Linked DNA regions of Mus musculus: region 1 is linked to region 2. Evidence: chromatin loops called from intact Hi-C (ENCODE). Cell type or tissue: left cerebral cortex. All regions are shown on one strand. Each heading gives the region's core, and the rest is flanking DNA. Links, peaks and the distances in the headings are about the cores only.

Evidence for each region. Hi-C counts contacts between places; a loop is a spot of excess contacts. Peaks named below come from ENCODE experiments on the same cell type or tissue, not always from the same donor. Only the 100,000 strongest peaks of a DNase experiment are listed, where the experiment ranks them.
Region 1: a loop joins it to region 2, with 2.8 times the contacts of the local background. A loop is called at or near these places in 15 of 42 quality-filtered maps.

What each region holds. Positions count from the first base shown.
Region 1 is chr12:51,393,373-51,409,516 of GRCm38, reverse strand. It overlaps Scfd1 (Sec1 family domain containing 1), which reads right to left. Exons shown (of 25, transcript NM_029825.3): 7 at 15,607-15,696; 8 at 12,782-12,837; 9 at 11,739-11,824; 10 at 9,419-9,518. Gm40422 (a long non-coding RNA gene) reads left to right here. Exons shown (of 6, transcript XR_872746.2): 2 at 3,911-4,044; 3 at 10,726-10,762. It also overlaps the pseudogene Gm6147. Among named protein-coding and RNA genes, the nearest start is that of Gm40422, 9.8 kb to the left of the region's middle. In left cerebral cortex, for the core only: CTCF peaks have their summits at 5,126 (motif pointing left) and 7,282 (motif pointing left); a DNase peak (open chromatin) is centred at 7,272.
Region 2 is chr12:51,605,503-51,621,646 of GRCm38, reverse strand. It overlaps Strn3 (striatin, calmodulin binding protein 3), which reads left to right. Exons shown (of 18, transcript NM_052973.2): 16 at 1,726-1,833; 17 at 11,201-11,287; 18 at 11,375-13,106. The coding sequence ends at 11,544. It overlaps Coch (cochlin), which reads right to left. Exons shown (of 12, transcript NM_001198835.1): 12 at 15,874-16,144. Among named protein-coding and RNA genes, the nearest start is that of Coch, 20 kb to the right of the region's middle. In left cerebral cortex, for the core only: a CTCF peak has its summit at 5,886 (motif pointing right); no DNase peak of the experiment used is centred there.

The DNA of each region.
Region 1 (16,144 bases), core at 3,982-11,981, 210 kb after region 2:
GTTAAATGCTTTATAGACAAGAAAAAAAAAACTGCGCTAGAACCAACTTATTCATCATCTTCTTCATCATCTTCATCTTCCTCCTCTTCCTCATCCTCATCATCTTCCTCCTCCTTCTTTTTCTTGCTCTTTTCAGCCTTGACCACCCCCTTTTTCGCTGCATCAGGTTTTCCTTTAGCTCTGTAGGCAGCAATATCCTTCTCATACTTCTCCTTCAGCTTGGCAGCCTTCTTCTCATAGGGCTGCTTGTCATCTGCTGCAGGGTTGTTCCACATCTCTCCTAGTTTCTTTGCAATATCACCAATGGAGAAGCCAGGATGCTCGCCTTTGATTTTGGGGTGGTACTCAGAACAGAACAAGAAGAAGGCCGAAGGAGGCCTCTTGGGTGCATTGGGGTCCTTGAACTTCTTTTTGGTCTCCCCTTTGGGGGGGGGGGATGTAGGTTTTCATTTCTCTTTCATAACGAGCCTTGTCAGCCTTTGCCATATCTTCGAATCTCCCCTTTTCTTTAGCAGACATGGTCTTCCACCTCTCTGAGCACTTCTTGGAGAACTCTGAGAAGTTGACAGAAGCATCCGGGTGCTTTTTCTTGTGCTCCTCCCGGCAGGTTTGCACAAAGAATGCATTTGAGGACATTTTGCCTCTTGGCTTCTTAGGATCTCCTTTGCCCATGTTTAGTTGATTTTCCTCCGCGAGGCACAGAGTCGCCCAGTGCCCGTCCGGCTTGCGCTTGCCCTGGCGCTGTCTCTATGGAGCTCAATGTACTGCAATGGCTGTGAGAGCGGGAGCCAGGCGCAGCCTCCTCACTCTCTCCGCTCTGTGCTTTCTCACTTTTATAAAACTGATCCTTTACCACAGTTTATTGAAGCATCATTTCCTTTCTAATATTAAAAAAATGTGTAAAATATACAGATGCCTAAACTGCTAGACTAGAGAAACATGCCTACTTTCTCTCAAAATGAATTACAGAATCAATGAAGCAGCCTTCTCTTACTGCTACATGAAGTCCATTATCATAGAAGAGCTTGCTTGTGTGGAGAAGGTGCTATTCTTGGGACTGCATCCATTAGTTATCTTTATCATAACAGTTAGAAAAATTAATACAACTTGCATTTCAAAGAAGAAACGAGCAAACCATAAAGAGTTGACTTCGGTGCCCAAGGATCTATAGAAAGTAGCAGAAACAGGATGAGATTGTGTTTCTTTGGCGGCGCTGTACACAAGTATTGTGCTAACTTTACCATACTGCGCAGCTACTCAGAATCAAATTCTTTAGTATAGATAAAGGCTAGTGAGAGCGACAATAAATGTCCAGTGTGACAAAGACGAATAAACTGTTGGCCAAGTAATCCTAGCACTCAGGATTTCTTTGAGTTCAAGGCTAGCCTAGTTTCTGAGTTCTAGAATAGCTAGGGCTATACATAGAAATCCTGTCTCAAAAAAAAGAAATAAACTTATATTTAACCTCTAATATATTTCTTAAAACTCTGCATCACAGTTCAAGTGACTAGTGACTGGTGACAGGTGACTAGTGACTGGTTTAGCTACTTCTCAAAATATCCCATTTTAATATCTAATCTTCACTTTGCACAAAAGCCACCCATATAGGAGTAAAATAAAAAATAGCACAATCATGAAAGCACTTTAAACAGTGAACAGACACTGAGAGTTGTATCTGAGAAGCCTGGCTTTTAAAAGTTACCTAGGAAAACAAAAGGCATAGACGGGAAGCATCTTTAAACTGCTAAGCTTTACTAACGGATTTCTAGTGATTTCCATGGTGTTGACACAGCTCCTTCAAATACAAGTCACTTGTTAGGAACCTGCTGCTGTAAAAACAGGACAGCATATTATTACTAAGTATTGACAAGAGTACTCAAAACACAAAATAATCAAGGAATGAAAGGTGCCAGGAGTACTGAGAAATAACATAATAGCAGAAAGACCATTCCCACTGTCTATATAATAGCAAAGCAAATAAAAAAGTTAATTTTGATCTCAAAAACTGGGAAGCTAGAGCAATTTGTGCTCTGTTCAATCATATAAAAGAAACAACACTCGGACACCCATAAAAAACAACACAAATGGTTTATAACACAACAGAAGTTACACTGTTGCCACTGACAGATGGGAAAGGATGAACAATGGGGCCTCAAATGACCAGATAGAAATGAAGCCCACAGGGAAGCGCTAAAACCAGTGCCTTCAGCAATCTTGTTCTCCTCCCACAAGCTAAGGCAAATCTATCTGGACAGCCAAAGGCAGCTCATGTGAGTGAACGCTACTGGAACAGCAGATGACACCTACTTAGGCTCAGCTAAGATGTATGTATATTCATACGTGACAAAGCAAAGCAGAATAGAAATAATTCTCATTTGGGCAAGAATTTGCAACCTTTTTAATTTCAAGTGCTGTTATGGTAATCACTGAACAGCTAGTTTATTGAATATGTACTCAGGAGCCAAAAGTAAAGTGTCAATAACCAAAGTTTTCATACTGATGACAGCAGCTCCCACTAAATGATCCTTATATTAACCAATGATAAGGAAATACACACAGGAAGTGAAAACACAAACTTCTGGGTAATGATGGAAGGAGACACAACACAGGTACGCAAGGTACCACGTACGAGTTCTCTAGTCTCTCAAGGATCTGCTTCTATCCTGGCCCTGCCCATTCAGGACTGAAGAAATGCATGGCCCTGAGCTCAACTCTTCTAGAGCAAAGCTCATCTGAGAGTTAAGTAGTGTGGGGTCTGCAGGACCATCAGTGAGAAAGGAGACAGGGAAAAGTGCGATAATTTGCATCCAGAGTTGGCAAATGATTGTCCTGCAAATCATAATTATTTCTTTCAAATAAGGTTTATTAGTTAAATAAAGACTAAGTTTCACCAGGCCGTGGAGGTGCACACCTTTAATCCCAGCAGAGGCAGGTGGATTTCTGAGTTTGAGGCCAGCCTGGTCTACAGAGTGAGTTCCAGGACAGCCAGGACTACATAGAGAAACCATGTCAAACAAACAAACAAAACAAAACAAAACAAAACAAAAGACTAAGTTTCTTCATTTTTTTCCAAAGGCAGTAAAAAGAGAAGAGATGCCTTCCATAAAACGAATCAACAGGCAAACATATCAGGTTTTTAGTCAAATGGCAACATCTACAACAGCTTTCACTGATTTTCTGACAAATTAAAACATTATCTTAAAAAGATCTTCAAAGGTCTTTCCCAAAACTAATTCCAATGAAGGTAAGTTTTAGACACTAAGTTCTAAGTAAAAGGCAGTTTGCACATTTGCACAGTTGCGAATACCCCAGAGGCAGCTGCAGCTATGTGACCTAGAGAGACAATGCCTTTAACAACAGTCATGAAACAGTGCAGCTAAGGCCCTGCACTCTATTTCTGAGAACTCAATTATGCATAAATATTTAGCAATCTTCTATCTCAAGAAGCATGCTACCTACAGAGCTTGGTAAGAGCCCACAAGTTGGCATGTAGGGGTGGTCCTGATACTAAGGCCCTTTTCCCTAATTGTTTTTTTATCTAGCAGTGAAGATGCCACAGGCCAGTCGCTAGGCAGAAGCAATAGGTAGGCCTTCCAGGTCCCTGCAAGCAGGCTGACAAGGAGAGGAGAGGACAAAGAGTTCGCCATGCTTGCGAGGGAGAAAAGCCAAGCAGCTATGTGAGATCTCGGGCACAGTGACCACAGGCTGCTTCTACTACAGGTGGGAGGATCTTAGGCAGAAATCAGGGAAGCTGGACGATTGCTATGGGGCACCATGAGAGGACTGTGGTACTAGGAAGGGAAGCCAAGGTCTCACCCATTCTAACTACCCACAACCACATATTTTGATTCTGCTTTTATTTGAAATGTGTCTTAAATGAAATGTAGCCCACACTGTTTTGCTTTGCCAGAGTGATCTGAGTGTAAGAACTGAGATGGCCTCATCATCCTGCATCTCTGTGTGGATATGAACAGAGCTCCCCGACCATTCAGACGGAACAAGGAGCAGACACCACCGGAATGAAGAGGTTTTAATCCAACTACGGTGTGAATGTTGATTAGACTGCTAAGCATGATCTATTTTATTTTAGTTCAGAACCCAAGGAATCCTCTGTCAGCAATGTTTCTAAAAAGCTTGCTCACTTTTATTTAGAGAGTTCTTTACAACCCTAAGATCTGTGAACTGGATAGAATCTATGCTATGGATCTAATTATAAAAACACTATGAATTAATATAGTCATATTTATGAAGGAGGAATATAAAATATTAATGTTATAAATTGATTGTGTGTTGAGCTAAAATTCACATTATTAGATTATTAAATATTATTAAGATAAATTTCATCTGCTCCTTTTTATCTTTTTAGTGTGACTACAAGAAAAAAAATCCAAATTTACATTGGCAGATGATAATACACTGATTATAAAGTACTGCTTTAGAACCACAAAACTTTGGTCAACAGTGACAAGTGGGGAGAGGAAATGAACCCAGAAAACCACCACAAAGGGTACAATGAGATAAGCATGACGGCTCAAGCCTGGAATCCCAGCACTTTGGAGGCTGAGGCAGGAGGACTGCTGTGAGTGCTCTAGCAGGGCTACAAAGGAAGACCAGGTCTCAAAAGATGGATAGAAAATGGTCACGAAGCAATTAGGATGTGAAGGGACACAGCACAGGAGTTACCATCAGTTCTGGTGTGTGAAAGGTACAGGAGACTCCTGAGCGTTGGAGGACAGAGCTCAGTGAGAGAAAAGCTGCCAAGCTGAAACCTGTGCACTGCTGAGCAAGGGCAAGCGCTCTCGCCTGGTGGACAGCCACATCTGCCCGCCCAAGGCTGAGGCACACTGAAAGCCCCTCACTGTCTAATCATTTACTGGTTCTTATATTCTCAAAAACGGAGAAGGATGTTGCAAAGTTTTTTTGTCTGAAGAGTATATTTTCCATTTAAATTTAAAAACTAACCATTTTGACAAACAGAAAAGCTGTCTCAATTATCATAGTTGTTTCCAAGATCTAATACAGAAATAATTATCAATGGTTTAGATGTTTCAGGCCAACATAAATGATATTTAAAAAAAAAAAATTCAAACATCAACCTTGTTACTAAAGTAGACGTTTTACTCCATCTTGTGGGGACAAAGGGTATTAATTATGAAGACTTCTAAGAACTGCAAATTCCAAAGTAAGTAGCTTAAAAAAACAATCAGTAAGTAAGGGTCCCTACAGCTCTGTTAGGTTCCATTGGGTCTCCCTTATCCTTCTCTGTTGTGCCGTTTCTTCCTTTGCTGCCTCCCTTCAGACACTAGCAGGTCCCAGGGGAGCTTTTGCTGGTCCCTGGGCTCCCATCATGGCTGGGGCACAGCAGCTTAACTCTCAGGGCGGGGCTCTCCTCCTCTCCTCTCCTCAGCTCTCCTCTGCACACCGTCAAGCTTTACAGCCACAATCCCCAGAGGTTTTCCTTTTAAATTAATAAAACCATCCTTGAGCTTAAAAAATAAATAATGGCACAGTTATAATCTGCAGTAAGGGCAGGAGGGCCGCAGTGAGGCGAGTCCCAGATCAGCCTTGGCTATGATATGAGAACCTGTCTCAAAAAACTCAACAACAAATAAAAATTTTAAAAACTACATTAAAACTAGCAGAAGAAGATCACCAGAGCTTGTGGGTTTATTATAACCAGCCTCTGTGAGGCTGAAAACTGTCATATGAAGATGAATCAAAGGAAAAATACCTTAGCCTTCACTCACTCCTCTCTGCCTCTAGCTCTAAAGTGACTTTGGGAGCCACCAGGTTTGCTTTGTCCTAAGCTTTCAGTACTTAAATAACAACACAGAGTGTGTTCTAACTTGACCGAGTGGGTGATGAGTGAGTCTACTGAGCAGCATGAAAACTTCCATTCCTCACTCTGATCTCATTGCAAGAGGCCCATGTGAGCCTTGGTCAGTTTTATGGTCGTTTTCTGACCAGGACTCAGCATTAATCTTTTCTTTTCTTTCTTTCTTTCTTTTTTTTTTTTTTTTTTTTTTTTTTTTGGAGACAGGGTTTCTCTGTATAGCCCTGGCTGTCCTGGACCTCACTTTGTAGACCAAGCTGGTCTCGAACTCAGAAACATGCCTGCCTCTGCCTTCCGAGTGCTGGGATTAAAGGCATGCACCACCACGCCCGGTGCATTAATCTTTTCTGTTGAAATTATGTACATATATGCCTTCCTTCCTATACATAAAAGATTTTCTATGTCTTTCTTCCCATATGTACAGGATTTTATATTTCAATGTCCCACATCTAAGAGAGTCAAGGAGCCCAATAATGCTTTTAATGTAGCAATTAGAAAGGATCCTAGCCCAGTGGTGGTGGCACATGCCTTTAAGCAGAGGTGACAGTCAGGACTACAAGAAAAACTGTCTCAGAAAGAAAGAGAGAAAGAAAGAAAGAAAGAAAGAAAGAAAGAAAGAAAGAAAGAAAGAAAGAAAGAAAGGCAGGCAGGCAGGCAGGCAGGCAGGCAGGCAGGCAGAAGAGAAGAGAAGAGAAGAGAAGAGAAGAGAAGAGAAGAGAAGAGAAGAGAAGAGAAGAGAAGAGAAGAGGAGGGAGGACCCCAAGATATCTCAGTGCTCTGGATAGCTCCCACACCAGCACAGACAGGAGAGATGGTCCCTAAGTGGCATGCTTTTACTCAGACCCTTAGACCCCAGGGTCCCTCAGCACAGCTGGAGGGCTACTGACAAAGCATGACTCGAGGCCTCTGAGATGCTCAACATGCCCACTCTGTATGTTTCTCCCCAGCCACCAGATCTCATCTCCCATTTGAACCCAGGTCTGAAAATCCTGCTGTTAAAATCTCTGAAACTCAGTCATTGAGAAAAGCCAGTTTGAGTATCTCTCTAAACATCTGTGGGTATTGTTCCCTAATTGAACTCCAAAGGGCTACCTCTTTCCACATGAGATCATTTTCTTTTACCTTCACACAGCTCTGGACCTGGGACTGTCTTCTTTTTTGCTATCTCCAAACTGGCTTACCCCTCCTCCCTAAACCTATACCAGTGCTGAAACTCACTTCAGTAGGCAGTAACTAATAACTGTTCTCCATCAGAGGCAAATATTACCCCGTTCTACCTCTTTTCCCCAGCATACATTCGGTGTGGTGGAAAGAACATTTGAGGATTGATCAAGGTCAAGGATGTTGACAAATTATCTTAGAATGTCCATGAGGCCCGCACAACAAAGAATGGTCCAAATGTTAAAGCTACGGTCTCATATGACTCACTGTTGCTCCCTGCTGGGCAGTCTTATCTCCTACATCATTAAATGTTTTCTTGGTCATTACCATTGGTTCACAAAAATGTGGTAATTTCTCTCATTTTTCTGGACCTCACATTATCCTTCCAGCAATCACTCTCCTTTCCTAACTCTCTAGGCAGGAAAAAAAAAGAAAGTTTTTTTTTCTTCGCATTCTGCCTTAAACTCATTTCAATCTGTTATGACACGTGACATGAGCCCATGTACTGTACTATATTGCTTCCTATGTCCTATGTAACCTTGCTTCCTTCTCCCTGACTCCCATGCTACCTCACTGTGGCTAGTGTGCTACCCTTACATTCTTTAAACACACCCAAACCTTTCTACCTAGAGTATTCTGTCCCCAGTTGGCTGCATTTTACAAGTGAGGTCTCTCTGGTTTTAAAATCTCAGTCCTGGTCATCAGCATTTTACTGTAGAGTGCTTTTTTTTTTTTTTTTTAACCTTCTGAAGGCTTTGTTTCCTTTGTATATTGCCTGTCTCTTCTTCCTAGAAAGCAGCTTCAGGGAGACAGCAGTACTTGTGTCTTTTTATCGTTGCTAAAGCCTAGGTTCAAACTATCCATTCATTCATTCTACAGTTCTGCTTTCAGGCTTATTTCTGGGGCTCTCTTTGGTTCCTTTTGCTTCTGTACTGAGAGGATATTCACTCGTATTTCCTTGACATTCTTCTTAGAGTCCTAGCATAGGATTCTATGTATGCAGTGGAATTAACAGTTTCTTCCAGCAGCCCTGAATGTGATTTACTTAAGTAAATGCTTTAAAACATCTTGGCTTTAAAAAGATGCACTGTTAAATAGTTATCTGCTGTGATCTGCCTATTTCCTTCTCATATGACACTGTATATAATCTTTGTAATGATATTGTAGTCCTAGAAGTCAATCAACTAGAATGCTTGTTTCAGAGTCAGGGTTCTGGGTTCAGAGTCTTTGAACTCTCTCTCAGGCAGGGTCTCACCTGAGCTAAGAGAACCTCAGGGTTATCTTCCTGCTACAGCTTCCAGAGTCTCAGGGTTATCTTCCTGCTACAGCTTCCAGAACCTCAGGGTTATCTTCCTGCTACAGCTTCCAGAACCTCAGGGTTATCTTCCTGCTACAGCTTCCAGAGTCTCAGGGATATCTTCCTGCTACAGCTTCCAGAGTCTCAGGGTTATCTTCCTGCTACAGCTTCCAGAGTCTCAGGGATATCTTCCTGCTACAGCTTCCAGAGTCTCAGGGTTATCTTCCTGCTACAGCTTCCAGAGTCTCAGGGTTATCTTCCTGCTACAGCTTCCAGAGTCTCAGGGATATCTTCCTGCTACAGCTTCCAGAGTCTCAGGGTTATCTTCCTGCTACAGCTTCCAGAGTCTCAGGGTTATCTTCCTGCTACAGCTTCCAGAGTCTCAGGGTTATCTTCCTGCTACAGCTTCCAGAGTCTCAGGGTTATCTTCCTGCTACAGCTTCCAGAGTCTCAGGGTTATCTTCCTGCTACAGCTTCCAGCGTGTTGGGATTACTAAAATGAGCCACTATGCTTGGGAAATTCTCTTGCTTGTCAGTTTTTCTGTCTATAAAATGGAGACTACTGTGACGTCACTGTTGTTTTTAAAGAAATGACTGTGGCATATGCTTTCTTTTCATTGCCTTTGCAGGTTGGGCTGTGCTTTATTTCCACACATTACAAAGTAAACAGGTAGCTTATGAGTATGAACATAGACAGACATATTTTTAAGCACGTAATTAAAACTACTTCAGAAAACATTAGATAACAGTAAAATACTGTTCCTTTTTTACAATTAAATGAAGTTTATCTGAATCCTAGAGAAAAGGAAGAAATTAGTTTTGCTCTCTAAGGGAAATGATTTCAATTTTTAAATTTTACTTACTTATCATGAAAAAAAATATGGCTGCTTATTTCCTTCATTGCTTCCTTCCCATAACTGCCAATAATGCCGCTAATTACCCTTTATTTAAAGATCATAAGTTCACAACTACAGACTTCTCGAGCACCTATATCGCTAGTATTTTATCCATATTTTTCTGTTTTATTCCTCTTAACTTTGTGCCTATAGCCACTCTGTTAGTTTAAACTTAAGATAACTACTGAATTTATCACAGTTCAATAAGAAGTGCTATATTTACTCTCTTACCAGCACATCGTGTACCAGCGCTTGGTATGTCCACGTATGGTGTAAAGGCGTTGCCAGGTCAATGTTTCTGTCAACAAGGACTAATAAAGGCCTTTGGAAGCTGCAATGCATGCCAAAACATTATATAAATGTCACAGCAATGTACACATTCAAAACTTCCTAGTACTGTCCAGTGTATTTTGATATGAATAGCTGATATTAAAGCTGTATAACAACATTTCTACTACAGTCAGCTATGATCATGAATGAATACTTAATACTAGATTTTAAGTTTCAAAAGAATTTCTTAAAGGAAGAGATCTATAGAAATACATTTATAGAATAATTTTTATAGTCAAAGAAATTGCTCCTCTGATATAAAGTTCAGATTTTTTGAAAAAACAAAAAAGGAATAGGTATTGCCCAATTTGAGGAAAACAGTAGAATCACATAAATTTACCCAAATGTTTCATAGTTCCATACTCTAAAATTACATTTTTCCTACAAATATAAACACAAATTCAAAAAGGAGCTTTGTAAGGAGGGCATCAAAAAACTCCATCCCCTTATGATATGAAAAAATGAAGACACTTGTCACAGCACTCACTTAGTGGACAGGGGCTATGTCGTTTCATGAACTATTTGATTCCATCATCACAATTAGGTCAAGAGCAACATGGAGGCACAGAGTCTGCCTGCCAGGTGTTTCCAAGTGCTAGTGGTGTCCTCTAGAGGCATCCTGTTGTGCAGTGCACACTGCTTTCACAAGGCTTGTAACCTGGTCACGTTAGCTATACAGGTCTCCTCCTGTGCAAGGACCACATTAGTTCCTCTTTACCCCACAGGCAAAGGTCACTGACTCAAGGCTAAATGTCAGTGATAACACCACTTCCACTGCAGTTTTATTATCCCAGAGTACATGGAAAGGGAGGAAGATGGCTTATGGCAGGGTTTCTTAACGTAATAGTGGCACTACTAACATCTGAGGCTATGTAATTTGCTCATTATGGTTTGTCCTGTGCATGGTAAGTTTAGCACTACAAGATGCTTCTAGATATGCTATAATACACACCACTAGATTCAAGAAGCATACACCTGGTTAAGACTATTAAACATGGCATGTCTGTGGGCAGCGGAATCAAGATGGTTGATAACCACTAGTCTATGGCTGGATTTAAACATATTTAACACCTATCCAACAAATTGCTAATTAAAATAACTTGAAAAACATTCAATAAATTATGATAAAATGTTATATTATTATGATGAGATCAAAAATTTAAAGTTTATCCAACTAAATAAAACAGTGCCCCTTTATTGGTTCCTAGGGTACACGATTCAGCATGGTAAAAAGGAGACTACCAGGTAAGGTCTGAAAACCAATCAGCGAGAAGTGAGGTTCCCCCTTAATGAGAAATAATATTAATGAAAGCAGAGGAGGGCATACGATGATGTGAGAGTTGGTATGGCCAAATAGCTAAACACAAATCCATCGTGAGCTCCACAGACAGGAGCAGTTCATAGTTAAGAAGCCCTCAAAGTTAGAGTATATGAATAAGTAAATGTTATTTCTATACATAATTTCTGTCCCCACGGGCTTTATTAATTAATCAAAACTGTAGGTAAGAAGTCACTTTACAAAACTCTCTCCTCTTGATAACTCTTAGACATTTCGGTGAGTTTATTTCTTTATGTCAATAGTTTTTACTTCTGTTAAGAGTCAAAATTCAGGCCAGGTGGCACTGGCACATGCTTTTAATCCCACCATGTGGGAAGCAGAGGTGGGCAAATCTCAAGGACAGCCTGGTCTACAAAGCGAGTTCTAGGACAGCCAGGGCTACAAAACAAAAAGAAATAAAAACAAAAGAAAACAAACAAAATCAAAATGCACTCTACTATTCATGTTTTTAAAACATATTCCTACTTGATAGAAATTGAGCAGTCAGTATCTTTGGCATTACTTGCTTATGCTAAATGACAGAGATAGCCTGCGAGTTATTAGTATCTCAATGTAAAAATGGGAACAACGCATTCCCATTTATCACCAAGAAGATTACTGATAGCTGAAAAGAAATTGCTTTGAACCTTGAAAGCCATGCAAATGAAAAGCATTGAATAGATGGAAACATAGAGACATTTCTACCAGAAGAAGGTAATTTCTATATGCTGTCTATGTATGCTTCACTTAAGTCAAAACCTTGACTCTAATATCAGATCGAAAAGTAAGAAACACTTCTCTCACGATAAAGTATTTTTATCATACAAGGAAAACAAAACAAAAACTCTTATTTTATTTTCAATTACATTAGCTCATGTTTGTACTCAAGAGGCAAATAAATACCTGAACTGGCCAGTTCCAAGTGGATCACCGGTGAAAAGGCTGTTTCTTGCATCTCTTAGATTTTCCCGAAGTTTTTTATCTAGTTTCTGAAAATCAAATTTTAGATGAACTGTTAATACTTTCTTATTAACGTTATGTAGGTGACTCAATGTGTCTTAGTTATATAATCAAGAAGTCTGGACTTTCTTTACAAAGTGGTAATTCTAAAACCTAAATATTTTAGGGTTTTATTTATCTCAATACCATTGTAACTTGTATTAAGGAAATCAATTTTAAAAACGTGTTTCCATCCCGGTATCAGCAATGAACACTTTCAGTGTGACTAAGCTTCTCTTAAGCATGACTGAAATAAAGAAGGCTCATCTGGATGGGCGAGAATAAAGAAAGAGCCGAGTAGAGCACGCTCAGATCAGAGATGGAGCAGACGAGGACGTCAGCCTCCACCAGGGCTCACTCGGGCAGCTGAGCCCACACAGCTGTGCATTACACTGTCTTTCTGCGCCATGGATACTTATTTTTTTTTAAAGTAATTCTTTGGTTTTCCTAATCCCCCTTTTAATATTTTTTGGTTGTGTTTTTTTGTTTTTTGAAGACAGGTTTTCTCTGTAGCCCTGGCTGTCCTGGAACTCACTGTGTAGACCAGGCTGGCCTCGAACTCAGAAATCTGCCTGCCTCTGCCTCCCGAGTGCTAGAATTAAAGGCGTGCACCACCACTGCCTGGTCCCACCTTTTTAATCTTTAAAGAAAATTCTCTTTAATTCAACATGAACATTTAAAATGTGTATTGTTAATAAACACTTGCTAATAAAAAGAAGAATATGGAATAATTTGGGGGAAGGTAAGTATAAAATATGTAAAAGTGCATGCCACAAAGTGCAGTGAAGATCGAGACAAGCACATGGAACTGACAATTTTACTCTACTGCAGAGACATTCACAAAGACGGCCTCCTATCATAGGTACTGCACGTACAACCCGAGTAGCCAGAGTCCTTGTGAGAGAGCACCTCATACAGCAGTGTTTGTACTCAGAGGCAAAACTCACCACTGCCACCATTTCTGCCGCCGTTCCTCTTGAGCATCGGATGATGGGAACAGCACCTATTTAACAATAAGTGTTAGCAATGACCACAGCTCTGAGCTAAAACGTATACTTTGGCAGATGTCAGGATGCATAGATTTCATGCTAGACACAAAAGGACTTAAACATCTCAAGAGTGAAAACAAGGGTTGGAAATTCACCTCTCCTTAAGCAATAGACAGCCAAAGAGGAATCCTTTTACATGGAGCTGATCAGTGGGACTAATATTTTCAGGGATGGACTACATCAGCATTCGGACTTCCTCATGAAGTTCAAAGGATAGCTTTCCCCTCTAGTCACAGCATTTACTTTATTTGGTTCAAAATGAAAGAATAAAAAGAGCTTAGGACTACAACAGTTTGCGACTACTTTAAAAAATAATTTAACAGTAAATGACTGTAATCCTTTTGTAAACCCAACTTAAACGGTACCAGCAAGCATAGCCTTCACTAATGTTAGACTCCTAAATGCCTCTTTCCACAATCACATCAACTCACTGGACCTCCTAATATCTTTCTTTATGATACAGTAAATGATTTATCAAAGGCTGAACCGTCAGACAGAGAAGCGTGAAGCACGCTAATAATGAACGACCATGCTTGTGCAGCGGTCACGGCGCTTGCCTTCCCAGAGGAAGGTGTACTCACTTTCAAGTGAAAATGTACAATACTATTAATCTTTAAAAGCCTTCTTCTGATGGCCTACATTATGTGTGCTTGTTATAACAACCCCAGGCCTTGGGAAAGTTGAGATAAGAAACTGAAAGCGTTCAAGACCAGCTCTAGGCTGCACTACACATGAGATCCTGTCCCTCAAAAGAATGCCCAACCAAAAGCAGCAGAAGGGAAAATACACAGACGTAGACAGCCACCTGGGCTACAAGACTACAAACCCAGCCAGAAGCAGCTTGGAATGACAGACATTCAAGATGAGCTCAAGCTACACAGGAAGACTCTGACTCTGAAAACCAACAGCAACAACAACAAACCGATGACATCATCAGACTGTTTTCTACCTACTGCCATAGTATGTGTAAGGAAAACACTGAATATCATTTTTGTACATCTTTGGTCTAATCTCCTGCTAAAGTGTAATTACTACTATTCCTATGACTATGACTTCTGCTAGGGACAATGACAACTCTCACGCATGCCATAGGCATAAGGACAGGTAAAAGGCAGGAGAGCATAGGACGGCAGACAGAGGGCAGCATGTCTGTTTGTGACTGTAGGTTATCCACCTGCAGTGCTCTCAGCAGTGAGGACAGCAAACACAAAGGCTGGAGAGGCAGCACTGCACTCAGTGCTCACCCAGCACAGCCCTGGGCTCAGCCCATCAGCCAACCAACACCCGAATCCACTGGAGAGTAGTGAGAACACAGGCAAAAACTAGATGGAGGTAAGACTCTTGAAAAAATGGAGACACCTAGCAACAGAGAAATAACAGATAGAAAATAAGGGGTCAGAAACCAAAGATCTAAGTTTGGGGTTAAGATGTAAAATTGGGGAAGGAACCTGGGGCCAGCGAGATGGCTCAGCCAGTAAGAGCACTGACTGCTCTTCTGAAGGTCCTGAGTTCAAATCCCAGCAAACACATGGTGGCTCACAACCACTCGTAATGAGATCTGAACCCTCTTCTGGTGCGTCAGAAGACAGCTACAGTGTACTTATGTATAATAATAAATAAGTCTTTGGGCCAGAGCGAGCAGGACTGAGCAAGCGGGCTGATGGGAGCAAGCAGGGCCAACCAGAGCGAGCTAGGTTGACCGGAGTGAGCAGAGGCCTTAAATTCAATTCTCAACAACCACATGAAGGCTCACAACCATCTGTACAGCTACAGTATATTCACATATATAAAATGAATAAATAAATCTGAAAAGGGAGGAACCCAAGAATTTGTATGAATTTTCCTCATATATCTAAGCCCCATATATGGTTCAAATGGTTTCTCTTTTATTTCTACTTGTGAAAGAGTTTATTAGTATTTATTAATAGAGGTTATTAATCTGTGAGGGTTACCTTAACCAAGAGGTTTTAGGTATGTGTAAAATCTAAATTGCAATTACTTTTCTGTAAAGATCTATGACTAAAGTATAAAACCATGTATAAGATAGTAAATTCAATGTAACCGAAATAACTACAGATAATTCAGTGAAACGTTAAACTTGAAGAGATGATGCACGTTAAGTTCAGTGTTTTCTGGAAGCTCTTGCATTTGCCTTAAAAACTACTATGCACAGACCTTTCTACTCAGAAGTATGATTGAAAGCTTTTATGACGGAAACTAAAGACAGCTAGAAAATAGTCAACAACAGGCTGGAACCATCGACAAACCACTTCAACTCTACATTAAGGAGCTGTTATCTAACTCCCCCTGTTATCTAAGGCATTAGTTAACTCTCAAAAGGTCTGCTGAGCTGGGTATGGTGATGTGTATCTGTCATCTCAGCACTTGGGAGCCCAGGAGAACTCACCTAAAAAGACAAAACAAATCTGAATGCTATCTCACATGGAACAGCTGTATGTTGTTACTATGATTATTTTATTTTAATATTATGGAATGCGTGCTTTATCTCAACTTTAGAGAACCCCTCTATATTCAGACAGGTTAGAACAATATTGTAGCCAGATATCATAGCACATATCTTTAGCACTTGGGAGGCAGGCTCATCTCTGTGAGTTCAAGGCCAGCCAGTAAGACTGTCTTTAAAAAAAAAATGAGAGTGTATAACATGTCAAATGAGTTGTTAATTAGTTTCTTTGAAGGAGCAGATAGGTTTAAAAGCTTACCTAATGTAACAAAAAAGCAGAAGAGGCTGTCCACAATAGTGTCCATAACAGTTTCCATCTCTGTGTCTGTGATGTCTGGCCTGTTAATGGCTAAGACAAAGAGGAAAAACAAGCAATCAAAATTTACATCTTTATTAAGCTCGCATATATATACATATATACATACACACACACACACACACACACACACACACACACACACAATATGTAGATACTAACCTGAATTACAAAACCAATATGTAACATGAACAACATATGAGGAAAGCATCAACTAACTGGACATATCAAAATACCTAAGGAAAGTGTGTCCAAACAGAGAAGATAAAAACAATAATTCACCAGGCAGTACCAAATCCAAGGAAATATGCTGTCACTGAGGTGTTCCTACTGACTGTTGTCTAGTCAGGCCCGACGAAACAGGCAGCATGGAGAACACCTGATGAACATTAATTAAGTCTGGGTCATTCTGTCAATCATCTGGCATGAGTAAAATTTCTTCAGAAGTACAGTCCTTGGGTCTAAACTCCAGCTCCAAACT
Region 2 (16,144 bases), core at 2,755-10,754:
ACTGTTTTCTCAAAGAGTAGGTATCTAGAAACAAAAATGTAACTTGAAAATGAAAGCAAAGGAAATATTTTGATCTGGAAATATATGTGCGCCAAGCATAGTGGCACATACCTTTAGTCCCACCACTTAGGTGGCAGAAGCTGGCAGGTCTTTGTGAGTTTGAGGTCAACCAGATATATCTATCTATTGAGTTCTAGGACAGCCAGGCCTATATCGAGAAACCCTGTTTCCAAGAAGAAGAAAAAATGCTAGGAACCTGATAGAGTCATTACCTATTTTCAGAAGTTATCTACAAACAGCATTCCAAGAGTTGCACAAGATAAGATGTATGTTATGTCTTTAAAGAATCCGTAGATTCTGGAGTTTTGGTTAAGTCTAAGTCTGTTTACCTACAAGTTGCGTTTTAAGTTGAAGAGCTTTGGGAGTTTATCAAGTTTCCCATTGGAGGTTTTGCTGATTGCGTTCCTATGGTGGTATTTTTATAGGGCTCCTCTTAACTCACATATACCATACACACACAATCTGTTGTTTATCTTTTTGTAATTTATCTGTCATTTCATTAACTGTGGAAAATTGGCTTTTCTTGTTCTTTCCCTGTTTAACTAAAATACCCAGAAATTTTCTTTTGTCAGTTCTCAAAATATTTTTAATTTTATATAAAAATGTATTTGCTTTTCAGTTCATTGAATGTGTTCCCTTCACTACACTGTTTGGATGATACCAGTTTAGCCAGTGGGAGCTTATTATTCAGGTTGGCTCCTAAGTCTCTGACATGGTTCTGATATCTTTGTTGCTTTCTCAGGACAGCAAAACAATGTAAGCCCATCTGGCTCACTTTGTAACTCAGGCCTGAGTTCATCCACTTCCCTAAAAAACTGGTTGGTGTTAATAGGAGTGGCAACATTCTCATTGCTAACCTATCAGCCTCACCCTTCTGGTCTTTCTGGCTTCAGGAGTGTTCACTGTTTGGCCTCTTTTTTTTTTTTTTTTTTTAAATAAATAGACTTAGGAAACATGTTTTTGTTGTTGTTGTTAATGTAAAAGACTTGTGGTTCAAACTCAGATTTATCTTGGTTCTCACAGAATCCTCATCTTGTCATTCTCATTTGATACATCCTGTGAGTCTCACACAGCTGTCAATTGTCACCTCCAGCAGCTCAACTGTAGTCTGTACCTAGCTTATATTCCCCTGTGGACGTGTGCTCATAGCCACTGCATTTTATGGTACTTGAAATATTTTTCTTTTGAGATTATACCACCAGTTCACTGGATTAAGTTTACTGCTTTTTAAAATATGGATTGTTTCATAGTTATGTGAAATGTTTGCATGTTTGGCCAGATCTTGGGTTATATTCGAGGCGAAAGGGTTGTTTTGTCCTTGAACTCATTCTTGCCTTATCCTACCAAGCACTACAATTATAAACTCAGTCCAAGTTATGGTGACTGTCCTTCCTGGTGTCCTTTCAGCCCTGTCTTCCTTCTCCAGGTCTGGATAAGATAAGTGGGTTCTTAAATGTAATATCTGAGGGTTCTGAACAGGGATTCAGAGTCAATAAGAGTAAAGAACTGTTACTCACTTTCTGCTTGAAGGTTTGAATTATAGATCAGTTTTGTGCTAAAGATTCAGCCCAGGTCCTGACATAGACCAGACTACTAAGCTGTTATTAATATAGCTTTAACCCGGGTAGTTTGTATTTTAAAGTACCGTGTTCCTTCATTTTTCAGGTTTACAATCTAGTAATCACATTAACAGAGTAGTAAGTCACCCTACACTTCCTGTTACAATAACTGCTCATGAAGACAGACACATCAAGTTTTTTGACAATAAAACGGGTAAGACTGTTGATTTGAGATTATTGAAAATACCGTTCTTTTATATAAAGCATGTTGTCTTTTGGTTTATAAAGTAATCAAGTTAAACTTTACTGAGGTGCTGGGGGTTCATGAAGTGCTTAATCACCCCCCACAGGTCTGCACTCCTCTGCTAAGCCAATGCTGCAACTCAGTTTTACTTTACTTAATATAGCACTCTGAAATGTCCCAAGTTTCATTTTTGACTTTATATAATTCTTTGCCTAACTAATACCATTTTCATTGGATATACATTCTTTCATTTGAATACTTTTCATATTATGTTTTAATACACCAAAAATATATAACTTACTGGCATTTCAAGTATGTTCTTAAAAACTTTCTGAGTGGATCAAATGCTGGTGTAGTAGGTATATTTGTTGAATAGCTTATAGTTGAATCATAGATGTACACACAGTTTTTAACTTGTTTCATGTGCATTGGTGTTTCAGTTTTTAACTTCTAAAAATTTATTGTGTGTATGATTTATGTAATTGGAAGCATGGGTGTCAATCTGGAAGTCATAGAAGGACTTTGTGTTCTGGCCTTCATTTTTATAGGACGTATGCATCAAATTCAGTCCGTCAGGCTTGTGTATCAAACGCCTTACCTGCTGAGCCACTGCACTGGTCCAGTGTATTTATTTTTAAGGACTGCTTTTCCTGTTACCATGTGAAATGTTACATACGATACTGTCTTTTGGGTGCTGAAGAGAAGATTCAGTAGCTAAAGCTGGTAGTGCCCTTATGAAGAGTCCAAGTCTGTTCTATATATAGTATAGGTCTGTTCACAACAGTATGTAACATGGAACTCCAGCTTCAGAGGAGCCAATACTTCTGACACCCACTCCCCTTTGCAGGCATTGCCCCCCCCCCCAAGTCTTTTTTAAAGAAAGACCGTCTTTCAGGAAGTCTGACAAAGTGGCCTATTTTCCTACTTTGAGAAACTTTCTTGAGAGAAACTTTGATTTTTTATTTTTTTTTTTTTAAGGGGATGTGTTAGTACTGTTACTGTGCAGAGATACCATGACCAAGGCAACTAACTAAGAGAGAGGCGGGGAGGGAGGGAGATTGATTGATTGGGTCTGCTAACTAAGCATTCAAATGCAGGAGCCTATGTGGGCCTAAGTCAGAATACCCCAGGAGGTGAGCAAGCTGTGTCTCTGCAGCCTTTCTTTTCTTGGGATGGGGTGGGGGGGGGGGTGGTGGTGGTGGTGGAGAAATCAGTTAGTGAGTTGATAAGATTTTATACCCCAAAAAAATAGAGTTCAGGTTTTGAGGATGTAGTTTAGTGGGTATGTGTCAGTTTAACATGCACAGACCCCTGGATTCAGTCCTCAGCATGACAAAAACTGAACATAATGGTTCATCCTTGTCATCCCATCACTCTTGAGGAGGAGGTGGAGGTGGGAGGATCAGAGCTGAAGATCAGAGGCTGGAGAGATGGCTCAGTGTTGAAGTGCGCTTAGTGCTCCTGCAGAGAACCTGAGTTGTAGTCCCCCCATGTGCATGGTGGGTCAGAGCTGTCTATAACTTCAGTTCTAGAGAATTGGGTAGCCTCTCTGACGCCTGTGGTCTCTTGTATGCACATGGTGCGCAAATACTAGGCATTATGCATACACATTTCAAAAACATTTTATTAAACTTTAAAATAATTCTTGAGTAGATAGCCAATTCAAAGCTAGTATGAGATACAGTAGACCCAGTCCTAAAACCAACCAAACAACACATTGTTTCTAAATTCTACCAATTTATTCTTTCTGTTTACAAGTCTAAAATCTTGTTTGTACAATAGGCCCCACGCATTAAACAGTTCTTGAAAATTAATCTTCTAAGACCACATGCACATCTAGTTACAGCGCTACATTAAACAGTTAAAATATCTCCATATACTGTGTTTTCAGAGACAATTGGTTATTCATTTAAATATTGTCACATAGCCTATTCCCATAACTGGTGTTTCTCATTAGCTAAAATAACATTTTATAAAATGTATGGTAAATTTGTGGTGGAATTGTTTTAAAAAATCTGAAATACGGTCAGGTATGATGGAACATGCCTCCTATAATGCTGGCACTCAAGAGGCAGAGGCAGGTGGGTCTCTGTGAATTTGAGGTCAGCCTGGTCTACAGATCATAACTCGGACAGCCTGACACAGAGAAACCCTGTCTCTAAATTAAAAGAAAGAAAGAAAGAAAGAAAGAGAGAGAGAGAGAGAGAGATCTGAAAAAATACTATAAATAGCTTCAATAAGTAATGAGCAAGTGCTGTGGTGCAGGCTTCTAATCCCTGCACATAGGGTGCTGAGGCAGAATGATCCGAGAGTTCCAGGCCATTCCAGAATATAAAGGGGGACCTTGTCCCACCCTCCCCCCATATTTGAATAAATAATTTTAACTGTAAAAATATATTTAGAATTTTATAATGTACTTGATATCTTCATGGAAAGATGTTGCATTCCTGGGAGCTTACTGTTGTCTGAGAGCACTATATGTATGCATAAAATAAGTCCTGCTACATAGAGTGTTAAGCTTTTACTTTAAGAAAAAGTAAGTTCTGGATATTTTGTTTTGGTTGTTTTATTTTTTAGGTTTTATTTTATTTGTAATTTTGAGTGTGTGTGTGTGTGTGTGTGTGTGTGTGTGTGTGTGTGTGTGTGTGTTTGTGCATGTGGATGCCAGAAGAGACACCTAATGCAAGTGCTGGGAATTGAACTTCAGTTACATGCTTTTAAACACAGTGCTATCTTCCTCCAGCCCTTCAATTTCTACTTTTCTTTTCTACAGACATCTTCCAGTTCTGTGGGTGTTTTGTTACTATTTTTATTTATAATTTTTAGTAAGCTGGTCTGTGGTGGCACACACCTTTAATCCCAGTACTTTGGAATCAGGCAGATCTCTATGAGTTCAAGACTAGCCTAGTCTACAGAGAGATTTTCAGGACAGCCTGGGCTACCCTGAGAAATTATGCCTCAAAAGACCATATTAGCCTGAGGCTATGAAGTAAAAGTGTCTCTCCCCAAAAAATTATTTGATTTTTAACACGTCAATTTACTTTGGATGCTGATAATTAATTACCTGGTATCTTATTTAGGGTTTACATTCTGTGACAAAACACCATGACCCAAAAGGATGTTGGGAAGGAAAAGGTTTGTTTGGCTTACATTTCCAGATCATAATCCATCGTCATTGGAGGAAGTCAGTACAGGAACTCAAGCAGAGCTGGAACCTAGAGGCAGGACCTGATGCAGAGGCCATGGAGGGTGCTGCTTACTGGCTTGCTTTCCCTGGTTTGCTCATTCTGCATTCTTATAGAACACAGGACCAGCAGCCCAGGTACCACCCACAATGGGCTGGGCCATTCCCCATTGATCACTAATGGAGAAAATGCCCTTTAGCTGGATCCCATGGAGGCATGTCTTCAACTGAGGCCCTCTCTCTGATGACTCTAGCTTATGTCAAACGAATGATACCTTAACTCAAAGTAATAAAAGAAAAAAGTGTTGGAAGGATAGCTTAGTGTGTCCAAGAACTAGAGTGGCATGTGTGGGCCCTAAGTCCAGTCATCAGTACTGCAGAAATAATAAAATTTTGGTAAAGACAATATTTTGAGTTCCCACTACTGTGCCTGTATGATTCTAGGAAAGGGTATTATATGAGTGAGAACTGAGGAGAAACTAGAGGAGGAAAGGGCCTAAATTGATTGGGAACTTGTTTGTGCCACAACATTTGTCTGCCATATTTTTTCCTTTTTATTTTTTTTTCTTTTATTTTTTTATTTTTTTTTTAAAGATTTATTTATTATTATATGTAAGTACACTGTAGCTGTCTTCAGACACACCAGAAGAAGGAGTCAGATCTTGTTACGGATGGTTGTGAGCCACCATGTGGTTGCTGGGATTTGAACTCCGGACCTTCGGAAGAGCAGTCGGGTGCTCTTACCCACTGAGACATCTCACCAGCCCCTTTCTTTTATTTTTAAACTTATTTATTTTATGTATGTGAGTACACCGTTGCTATATTCAGACACCCCAGAAGAGGGCATTAGTTCCCATTACAGATGGTTGTGAACTACCTTGTGGTTGCTGGGAATTGAACTCAGGACCTCTGGAAGAGCAGTCAGTGCTTTTAACCACTGAGCCATCTCTCTAGCCCACATTTTCTTTCCTTTTAAAATATTTTATTTTATTCTGGGCAATGGTGGTGCACACCCTCAATCCTAGCTCTTGGGAGGTAGGGGCAGGTAGATCTCTGAGGTTGTAACTGAATGAGTTCCAGCACAGTCAGGACCCCACAAAGGCCTTTTGTCTTGAAAAGCAAACAAACCAACCAAAAAGTGTTATTTTACATGTATGAGTGTTTGCTTGGCCGTATGTGTATCACGTGTGTATTTGGTGACCAGAGACCTCAGAAGAAGCCATTGGATTTCTTGTAACTGTTGTTACGAATGGTTCTCAACCACCATGGAGGCGCTGCGAACCAAACCTGGGTCCTCTACAAAAATAAGTGCCCTTAATAACACTGAGCCAGCTCTAGTCTAAGTATCTGCCCTATTCTTGATACAATAGGTTTTGGGTGAACAGAGCAAAACAAAGGGTTCTTAGAATGTTGTTTTATTGTTTATTCTTTGTGAAGTGTTGTTCTATTTTATTTACATATATTCAGTTATACATTAAATTTATTTTATGTGTATGGGTATTTTGGCTGTGGAGGTCAAAAGAGGCTGTCAGATCATCTGGAATTGGCCTGTTGGTACTGGAAACCAAACCTAGGTTGTCACCCACAAGAGCAAGAAGTGTTCTTTGATCCCTGAGCCAGCACTTACTCTGGCTCATTTGTAATTGTAATAACTCTAGATTTATTATAAAAGACATGTGTCATCTTTTTAAAAAATATTATTTATTTAATGTATCTGAGTACACTGTAGCTGTATTCAGACACACTGAAGAGGGGCATGGGATTCCATTACAGATGGTTGTGAGCCACCATGTGGTTGCTGAGGATTGAACTCAGGACCTCTGGAAGACCGCTGAGCCATCTCTCCAGCCCCAATATGTCAACTTTTTATTTTGTTGGGGAGGGGGCAGATGCTGGAAAATGAACCCAGTGCTTAGCACATAATAGTCAATGTGCTGAATTACTGAACTACATTTTAGTAGGAATCTGTTCATCTTAATGGAATAGGGTGTTACTAAAAGAATGGAACCATAAAAAAGTTGGTTAAATGAGAGAAACTGCAAGTATGTATTAGTGAAAATGGGATCATAGTTACCGGAAGAGGTCTGAAATGTTATGATCATCATTAGAGGACCAGCATCTCACTTGATCCAGCATTGTATCCCTCTATTCATAGTCTGTCTGGTGGATTAATCACAGTCTCAAGTGACTATACATAATATGGAAAAGACTTAATTAAATTAAGATATTGGGCAGTAGTCTGTGGGGAGATGGCTCTGTGTGTAATAGCTTTTACTCTGCAATCTTGAGGATCTGAGGTCAAGTTTCTAGCATCCATATAAAAAACTTAGCCCAAAATTCATTAAGAAATTAATTTTAGAAGTTTCTGATACCTGAATAACAGAACATTCACTTAATTTTTTTTTCCAAGACACGGTTTCTCTGTGTGTAGCTTTGTCTGTCCTGGAAGTGTTTGTGCTAACCAGGCTATCCTCAAGCTCACAGAGTTCCATCTGCCTCTGCCTCCCAAGTGCTGGGATTAAAGGCATGCAGTGTTGTACACCGCCCAATTGTTAAAATATATATTTGTGTATGTGGGTATATGTGTGTAAAGGCAAGAAGACAACTTGCAAGAGTTGGGTTTCCTTCCTGAACTCAATCCCATGTTGTTATTCTTGGTGTCAAGTGCCTCTCTGGGTCTTGATGACTGCAGAATGAATCAATTTATGGTGTTGCTTTTTCTTCTTCAAATTACATGTTGCCAGTGCAGGATACTCTTTCCCTCAAAGACTTTGTACTGCACTATATCCACAGCCTGTTTTAAATTTCAACTTGGTGAGTTGCCACAGAGGCTAAGAGTCCTTGAGCCTCTTGGAAAGGATCGGAGCTTGATTCCCAACACCCATGAAGCTCACAACCATCTGTAAGACTAGTTCCCCGGCTTCCCTCTTCTGACATTGGCAGACACCAGGAGTACATACATATATGCAGTCAAAACATACACATAAGATTAATCTTTTTCCATTTATTTATTAATACTGATCGCTGTCCCTCTCCCCCTATCCTTTCCTCTTTCTCTTTTCCTCTGAGAGGGTGGAGGCCCACCTTGGGTATCCACCTACCCTGGCACATCAAGTCTCTGCTGGGCTAGGCGCACCCTCTTCCACTAAGGCCATACAAGGCAGCCCAGTTAGGAGAATGAATTTCACAAATAGGCAACGACTTTAGGGACAGCCCCTACTCTAGTTGTTGGGGACCACATGAAGACCAAGCTGCACATGTGTTACATTTGTGCAGGGGATCTAGGTCCTGCCCATGTATACAGATGCCTTTTAGTTGGTGGTTCAGTCTCTGAGAGCTCCCAAGGGCTCGTTAGTTGATTCTGTTGGACTTCCTGTGCTGTTCCTGTCCACTTCTGGGTCCTTAATCCTTCCCCCTGCTTTTCCATAAATGTCCCTGAGCTCCATCCAATGTTTGGCTGTGGGTGTCTGTTTTAGTCAGCTGCTGGATGGAGCAAGCATACTATGCAAGCATAATACTGCATACATTAATACTGTCTGTCAGGGATTACTGCTTGCTCCCATGGGATGGGTCTCAAGATGGGCCAGTTATTGGTTGACTATCCCCTCAGTCTCTGCTCCATCCCCTGTCCCTGTATTTCTTGTAGACTGTAGCTGTATCCAATTAACGCTGTCCAGTTCCATCCCTGTGGTGGAAACAGTGCTTCCCGCTGCCCCCCTCCCCCACCCCCGTGTTCTGGGTTCCCAATTGAAAGACACATTCACACAGCTTTTATATTTGTATATGCCTTAAACAGCTCAATGGCTGGACCACTCCCTAACCTCCACATGTCTAATCCACTCTCCAATATTCCCAGGTTATTACTAAATCCTCAATCTTGGCTGCTCCAGACCTAGACGTGCTACGTTCCCTGGCACCTACATGATGGCTATGTTCTCTGTCCTGCATCTCTCAGGGGTGGCCTCTTGGTTTTACTTCTCCAGGCATGGCAGAACTCTCTTTCCTCCTCCTCGGAACCTTGCCCAGGACGTCCTGCCTCTGTGCCCAGTCATTGCCCTCTGGCAACTTTATTTACTAATCAGAACCAACTGGGGTCAGAGTCCATCTTTCTTACACATGTAAACACTGCAAACAGGTTTAGGGGAAACCTAAATAGCACGAGAATCCAAGCTACAGTAGAGAGGACAAATTTTGTGTTGAAAGTTTTTTGGATTGTTGGTCTCCTTATCCCTCCACTGGGAGTCCTCCCTGTTTATAGGAGGTAGCCATAACCCCAATGTAGGAGTTTAAGGTCAACCCCTATGACTTCTGGGAGCCTCCCCCCAGGTCTCTGGCATGTCCTAGAAATGTTCCCCACCCTGTCAGCTGCATATTTCCTTGTATTCTCCTGGCCCTTGTTTTTAATAGCTGAATAGTATTTTACATTGTATACATGAACCACATTATCTGTATTGATTCTTTGGTTGAGGGACATTGGAAATAACTCAGGCTATTTGCAGTTTCTGGGTATTACAAACAAAGTTGCTATGAACATAGTGGCACATCTTTTGGGTATGTGCCCAGGAATAATACTAGGTATCATTAGAACCAGGTAGAACTATTTCCACAATTTTCTGAGAAACCACTGGATTGATTGACAGAATGGTTTTATCAGTTTGTACTCCCACCAACAATGGAGAAGTGTTCCTCTTGCTCCACATCTTCTCCAGCATGTTCTGTCGCTTGAGGTTTTGATCTTAGCCATTCTGATGGGTGTAAGATGGAATTTCAGGGTCAGTTTTCTCTGTATTTCCTTTTAAGTGCTTCTTAACCATTGGAGATTCCTCTGTTGGGAATTCTCTGTTTTAGCTCTGTACCCCATTTTTCAATTGGGTTGTTTGGTTTGTTAGAGTCTAACTTCATGAGTCCTTTATATAGTTTGGATATTATCCCTCTGTCTGATGTAAAGTTAGTGAAGATCTTTTCCCAGTCTGCCGTTTTTTTTTTTTTTCTTCTTGATAATTTCCTTAAATTTAAACTTGCAAACACACACACACACACACACACACACACACACACACACACACACACAAATAAGTGAATCTTTATTGTGTAGTGGATTTTATAGTAAAACACTATACAATATTCAACCCAGGAAAGGAACCCAGGACAGACCAAAATATGATTGTGTCTAAATCTTACTTGGTGAACCAAAAAGGTCTTAACTGGGGTTCCTACCTAAGGGTCTGGATGGGTGGGAGCTCAGTCCTAATTGGTGAACTGTAAAGGTCTTACTGAGGTTTGCTAACAGGAGGATGCATCGGTGAGAGCTACTTACAGAATAGATTTAAAAACAAAAACCAGCTGCAATAGGGAAAGGCCCACCCCAGTGTGAGTAAGGGTGGAGCTCTCTTGCACAACTTGGAGGTAGGTTTGCAGATGCGAGAAATCTCTAAAAAGAGTTGTTTACTGCTTCTAAAAAACTTAAGGGCTGGAGAAATGGCTCAGTGGCTAAGAAGCACATACTATTCTTATGGAAACGGTCTCAGTACCCACATCAGGCAGTTCCAGCTTCAGGAAGCCAACACCTATGACTTCTGGCACATACGTAGACACACATACAGCACATTTACGTCAATTAAAATTTAATTAAAAAAAAAGGTGGGGCAGGATTTCCTGAGTCTTCCAAGTTTTTACTTTTCTCAGATATGTAACCTACTTACTGTTTATGCTCTGACTCCAGTGAGCATCCTTTCCCCCGCCCCTACCTGTAGAGGAATGCTTCATTTAGGAGCAGAGTCTTTTAAAAATAACTAATGGTAAAAATTTTCTTTAGTCTATTAGTATGGTAGATGCATCTTGAAAAATATGTGCAAGAAGCCAGACACAAAAGCCACATATTCAGAATCTAGTGTAAAGCATCTAGAATTGGACAGTTTCTAGAGAGGGCCATTGTTGCTAGGGATTGGGGAAAGATTATATACTTGGAACAAGATTTTCTTTCACAGTGATGGGCTCGGAAGTAGTAGTGGTTGCTCACTGTGAATTGTGTGCTCCCAAATAATTAAATACTAACTTGTATGTTGTGAATACTTTCCAAAACTTAAAAAAAATACTGTGATGGTGATTGTTTTATGTTGCCTCTCAGCATTAATCTTCTGCTATGTTTTATAGGTAAAATGATCCATTCTATGGTAGCTCATTTGGATGCTGTTACAAGTTTAGCAGTAGATCCCAATGGAATCTATTTGATGTCTGGAAGTAAGTTTGAACTTCAGTACACCCTACAAACTTTATAAAAGAATTGCTCCTTAGTAACAAGCTTCCCCCCCCCCCCTTCTTTTACAGGCCATGACTGTTCCATTAGACTATGGAATTTGGACAGTAAGACATGTGTACAAGAAATAACAGCTCATAGGAAGAAATTGGATGAGTCAATTTATGATGTTGCTTTCCATCCATCAAAGGCATATATCGCCAGTGCAGGAGCTGATGCTCTTGCCAAAGTATTTGTGTGAACCAACATAGACTCGCATCTTAGAAAAAAAAGATTTACTTGGTCAGAAAGGGGGTCTGCATCACTGCCATCATGAAGGTTCCTGACATGACACTACATGTGATCTGCCTGGTGATTGGGGCAGGCAGAAATTGGGAATCACATCCTAATGTCAGGTTTATTAGTTTAAGTGTAATTAACTGTATTTTGTGGGACAGAAAGAAAAAGGACTCCAGTATCTGTGCCCTATACTGGATATGAACTGAGCGGTTTTTGTTTTTGTTTTTTAAGGTGTTTAAGCCAATGTGGAGTCTGCTCTTAGGGGGAAGGACTTTTTGTTGGACTCTGTGTGCTGCCTTAGGGTTAGGAATGTGGTGCTCTGGTGGGGAAGCAAGCTCCAAGAGTAGCTTTGTTCATCTCTTAGTGATCTTATGTTCATCAGTGAATGCCACAGATTCCCTTTTAAAGTTATTTTGCTTTAAAAAAAAAAAAAGAAAAAAGAAAAAAGAAAGAAAAGAAAATTTAACTTAAAATATTTTAGCATTAGTTGCACAAAATGTTTGGATAAAATTCTAGTTTTTATAAGTCTTTTTATATATTTAGCCTGTCACAACAGTGCTCAAGATCATATTGATGTTTTTTCTGCATTATACAACCCTAAAACACAGAGATCTCACTAACCTGCCACCTATAACCACTTTCTTTCCTCCTTTTACCTAATACAGCTCAGCTAAGTCCTTCATAAAGATGATAAACCAATCACCTTTGTCTACATGTCTTCATGAACCAAGGACTATTAAGTGTATTAAAACAAAGCTGTGGAGTTTAGTACTCCAAAGGAACTCTTTAAAAACTAATCTTGACATCCTATCACTATGTGATATTTTGTACATCTTACTGTATTTACAAGTTTATTTATCAAGGATTATCCATCTTGCTAATAGCCTATTATTTATTTTACTTTTTGTTGGTCTTTATATCCTTTTATTAATGTGCTAAAGGAACCTGTATATCTATTTTGGAACTCTTTGAAAAGTCTAAAATAGACTAAAAATGGAATATTTTATAGTTAAGTTACAAACCAAGATGTTTCTCCCCAAGATTCTTGATTTACCATGATTCCAAAACAAATGAACTAGTTAGAAAATTGGAGAATATTTTATTACCATTACAAATAAGATATTAAAAAAAAGTTGAATCAGGACACAGAAGTCTGCTGGATTTGGACTCACAGTCTCCCTGTTTTACTTTTTAGATGTGCTTACTTTTATGGTGTAACTGAAGATTTTCTTTGTGTAATGCATGATTAAGACAATAAAGTATTTTTTCTAGTCTTCCAAAAGCCTTTTCTGATCAGTTTGCGAGTTTTGATGAGTTTTGTAAGGTTTTTGTTTTACAGACTATGAATCAGCAGATTTTTAAGATTGTACCCCAGAGCAAACATAGAGCTGTTGAAAAATAATGTATATAAAATACATATAATAAATATTAAATTGTGTACCTGTATGTTGCTCTTGGCCACATTATTTCGTGTTGAATAATAAAGTGCAATACTCTCCACAATTAAACTAGGAAATGAAGGTGCTTTCTTAGTGGAGTCCTTCATTTTTATGCTATTCTTTTTGGTTTTTCAAGACAGGGTTTCTCTGTATAGCCCTGGCTGTCCTGGAACTCACTCTGTAGACCAGGCTAGCCTTGAACTCGGAAATCCGCCTGCCTCTGCCTCCCAAGTGCTGGGTATGCTATTCTTTTCATACGTTGTTGTACTTAATGAGATTCTAGTAAGGTTACAGCAGAAACACTATTAAGAATACTTTTCAGAGTAATTTTGTACCACCAGGGGGTAGCTTTTAAGCTATTAAAATATGGCACCCACTGTCATCCTCACCCCCCAGATTTCACAGATGCAATATTTTCAGTAATCTGCTTAGATATCTTATTACTGTAAAATCTGAGTTTTACTTAATAGAAAGTAGTGTTGTCTTGTTTAGGTATACCTGTTTCCACAGACATGTTTATTAGCAAAGAATAAACTGTGTCATTTACTAGTAGAAAGTTGCACTTATAAAGTTAAAAGTTAGCTATTTGAAAGAAAACGTTTTGGGCTGGCGAGATGGCTCCGTGGTTAAGAGCGCCGACTGCTCTTCCGAAGGTTCCGAGTTCAAATCTCAGCAACCACATGGTGGCTCACAACCATCCGTAATGAAATCTGACGCCCTTTTCTGGAGTATCTGAGGACAGCTACAGTGTACTTACATATAATTAATAAATAGATAAATAAATAAATAAAAGAAAACGCTTCATGATATTAGTACTCCCTTTCTTAAAAGAAATTGTAAATGGAATTGAATTACAGAACTTACATGCAAAATTCTATTTGGATTCCTGCTTTAAAAATTATACATTGAGAAATTTCAAATGACTTAGTTGTGATTCAAAAAGCAAAACAAAACTAAGACTTCAAAAATGTGAAAAGTAATTGTTGTTCCTGTGGCAGTGGTTTAGTGAGTGGGAATAAGGAAAAAGCAGGGTGTGACTGTTCATGTATATAACCCCAGTGCTGAGGTGAAGCAAAGGCAGAAGGATCCTGAGAGGTCACTGGCAAGCCAGCCTAGCCCTAGATGGTGACCTGGGTCAGAGAGAACACCCTTTCAACTCCTACCCTCTCCCTGGAAAGCACTGGAGAAAACGGGCTGCTCTGGTCTGCATGCAGGCAGGGGCACGCGCACGCCAGATAGACACTAAATGGTTCCTGTTTTCTGAGCTGAAAAGTGAAAAAACTGCCCCTGTTTCTTTTTGTTTTTTAACAAATTCCCCCAAAGCTAGTTCTGTTCTGGAAGTCTTTGAATAGCCATTGAATAGTCATTTAACTAATGTGCTCATCACTGCAGTGCATAAACATCTGTGTCTTTTACAGTGGACTTTACAAATAGTATATATTTTCAGTGATGGTAAACATAGGAAAAGACTAAAAGGTTGAAATAAAATGTCTTATTTTTGTCTGTTTCCATTTGTGATCTATGAAAAATAATTTGGCTCAATGTTTTAAGTTTTAATTGTATTTTAATGTTAGGGTGGTCTTCTTTTTCCTTGATGTTGAATCACTGCATCTCTCATGATTGTATTTACTTCCCTCATTTCAAGCTTTTAAAATCTGAAAACCAGCATTCGACTCATTATAAGTTATAAACTGAAGCAGCAGGCACTGGCAGTGTGGTTCTCATGCCTGTAATGTCAGCAGGACCCCCCAGTTCAAGGTTGGCCTGGGATATGTGTGACTTTATCTCAAAAAAAGCACAGCAAAGCTTCGCAAAATGAGCTAGCCTATTTGACATCCAGAAGTGCCTGCTGAAATTGGATTGTAGTATGTCTTTTAAAAACTTCATTCTTAGAGCTGTGTGTGGTATGTGCCTGTAAGCTCAGTATGAAGAGGATGAGGCAGGAGGATGCTGAGGTTAAGGCTAGCCTCTCCTCAGTTAATGTTTTTTATTGTATATCCTTATTATTAATCCTTTGATTGATCACTTATAGAGACGCTGGGTTTTCATTTACTTCTAGAAGAGAACTTCTCAAGTCAGGTTAAATTAAATATTTTTTTATGGTAAGATTCTCCTGGTTCACAATGAATCATTTGCAGCCTTTTGTAAGAGGGGACAAGGAATTTTTTAAAATCGATTTTTTGTGTAGCTTTTGAGATATTCAAGTTCTGTCTCTGTCTCACACATGAGCCTTCTGCATGGGCTTGGCATTTACTCAAGAAAATCATGAGTCACCAGGATTTTTTCCACGTCAGTTGGTAGGAAACGGATCCACAGTTGGGTAAGGAGAGGGACAGAACCTGGTTTAGAGAAGATGAGGTGATCTATCCCTGTGGTGAGGGCTCTCTGTGGTAAGCTCTAATCCATACGAGGTGGATTCTGCCTGACATGAGCTTCACAAATGTGCTAAGTTTTTAATATGATACTAGTTATATTTCTTTTGAAGTCAGTCCTCCAAAGCATGCCCTAGTGGTTTCCCTGGTCATGACTGCAGTGATGCCTACATTAGGCATTCAGTATATAATTGAAAGAGAGGTTATTGCATGATGAAATGAGACTTCTCATTCCATGTAAGTTAGCAAGTGAAGCATTTTTTGTCATAAAGAAAAACTTTAGGGGCTGGAGAGGTGTCTCAGTGGTTAAGAGCACTGACTGCTCTTCCAGAGGACCCAGATTCAATTTCCCAACACCACATGGCAGCTCAAAAACTGGAATTATTGTTCCAGAGTTTCTGACACTGTCACACAGACATACATGCAGTCAAAACACCAGTGTACATTAAATAAAATTTTAAAAGGAAAAACACTAGTGTTAATAAATAGGCACTTAGTCACTAGCAGTTTTATTGCTGACAGCCAAGCTATTAAGCTGTGTATTTTTTCGGTTACAATACTTGACACATCTTTTTTTTCAAAAAAAAAAAAGTTATCTGCTTAAACATTTTCTTAGTCCTCGGAGTACATGCCTGTCTATACACATAAAATTAAGGATATAAATAGAAAAATACCAGGCAATCCTACCTTTACTCAGTGTGGTATTTCAGCCATCAAGTTATGAAAACACACTACAAAAGAAGCTTGATAT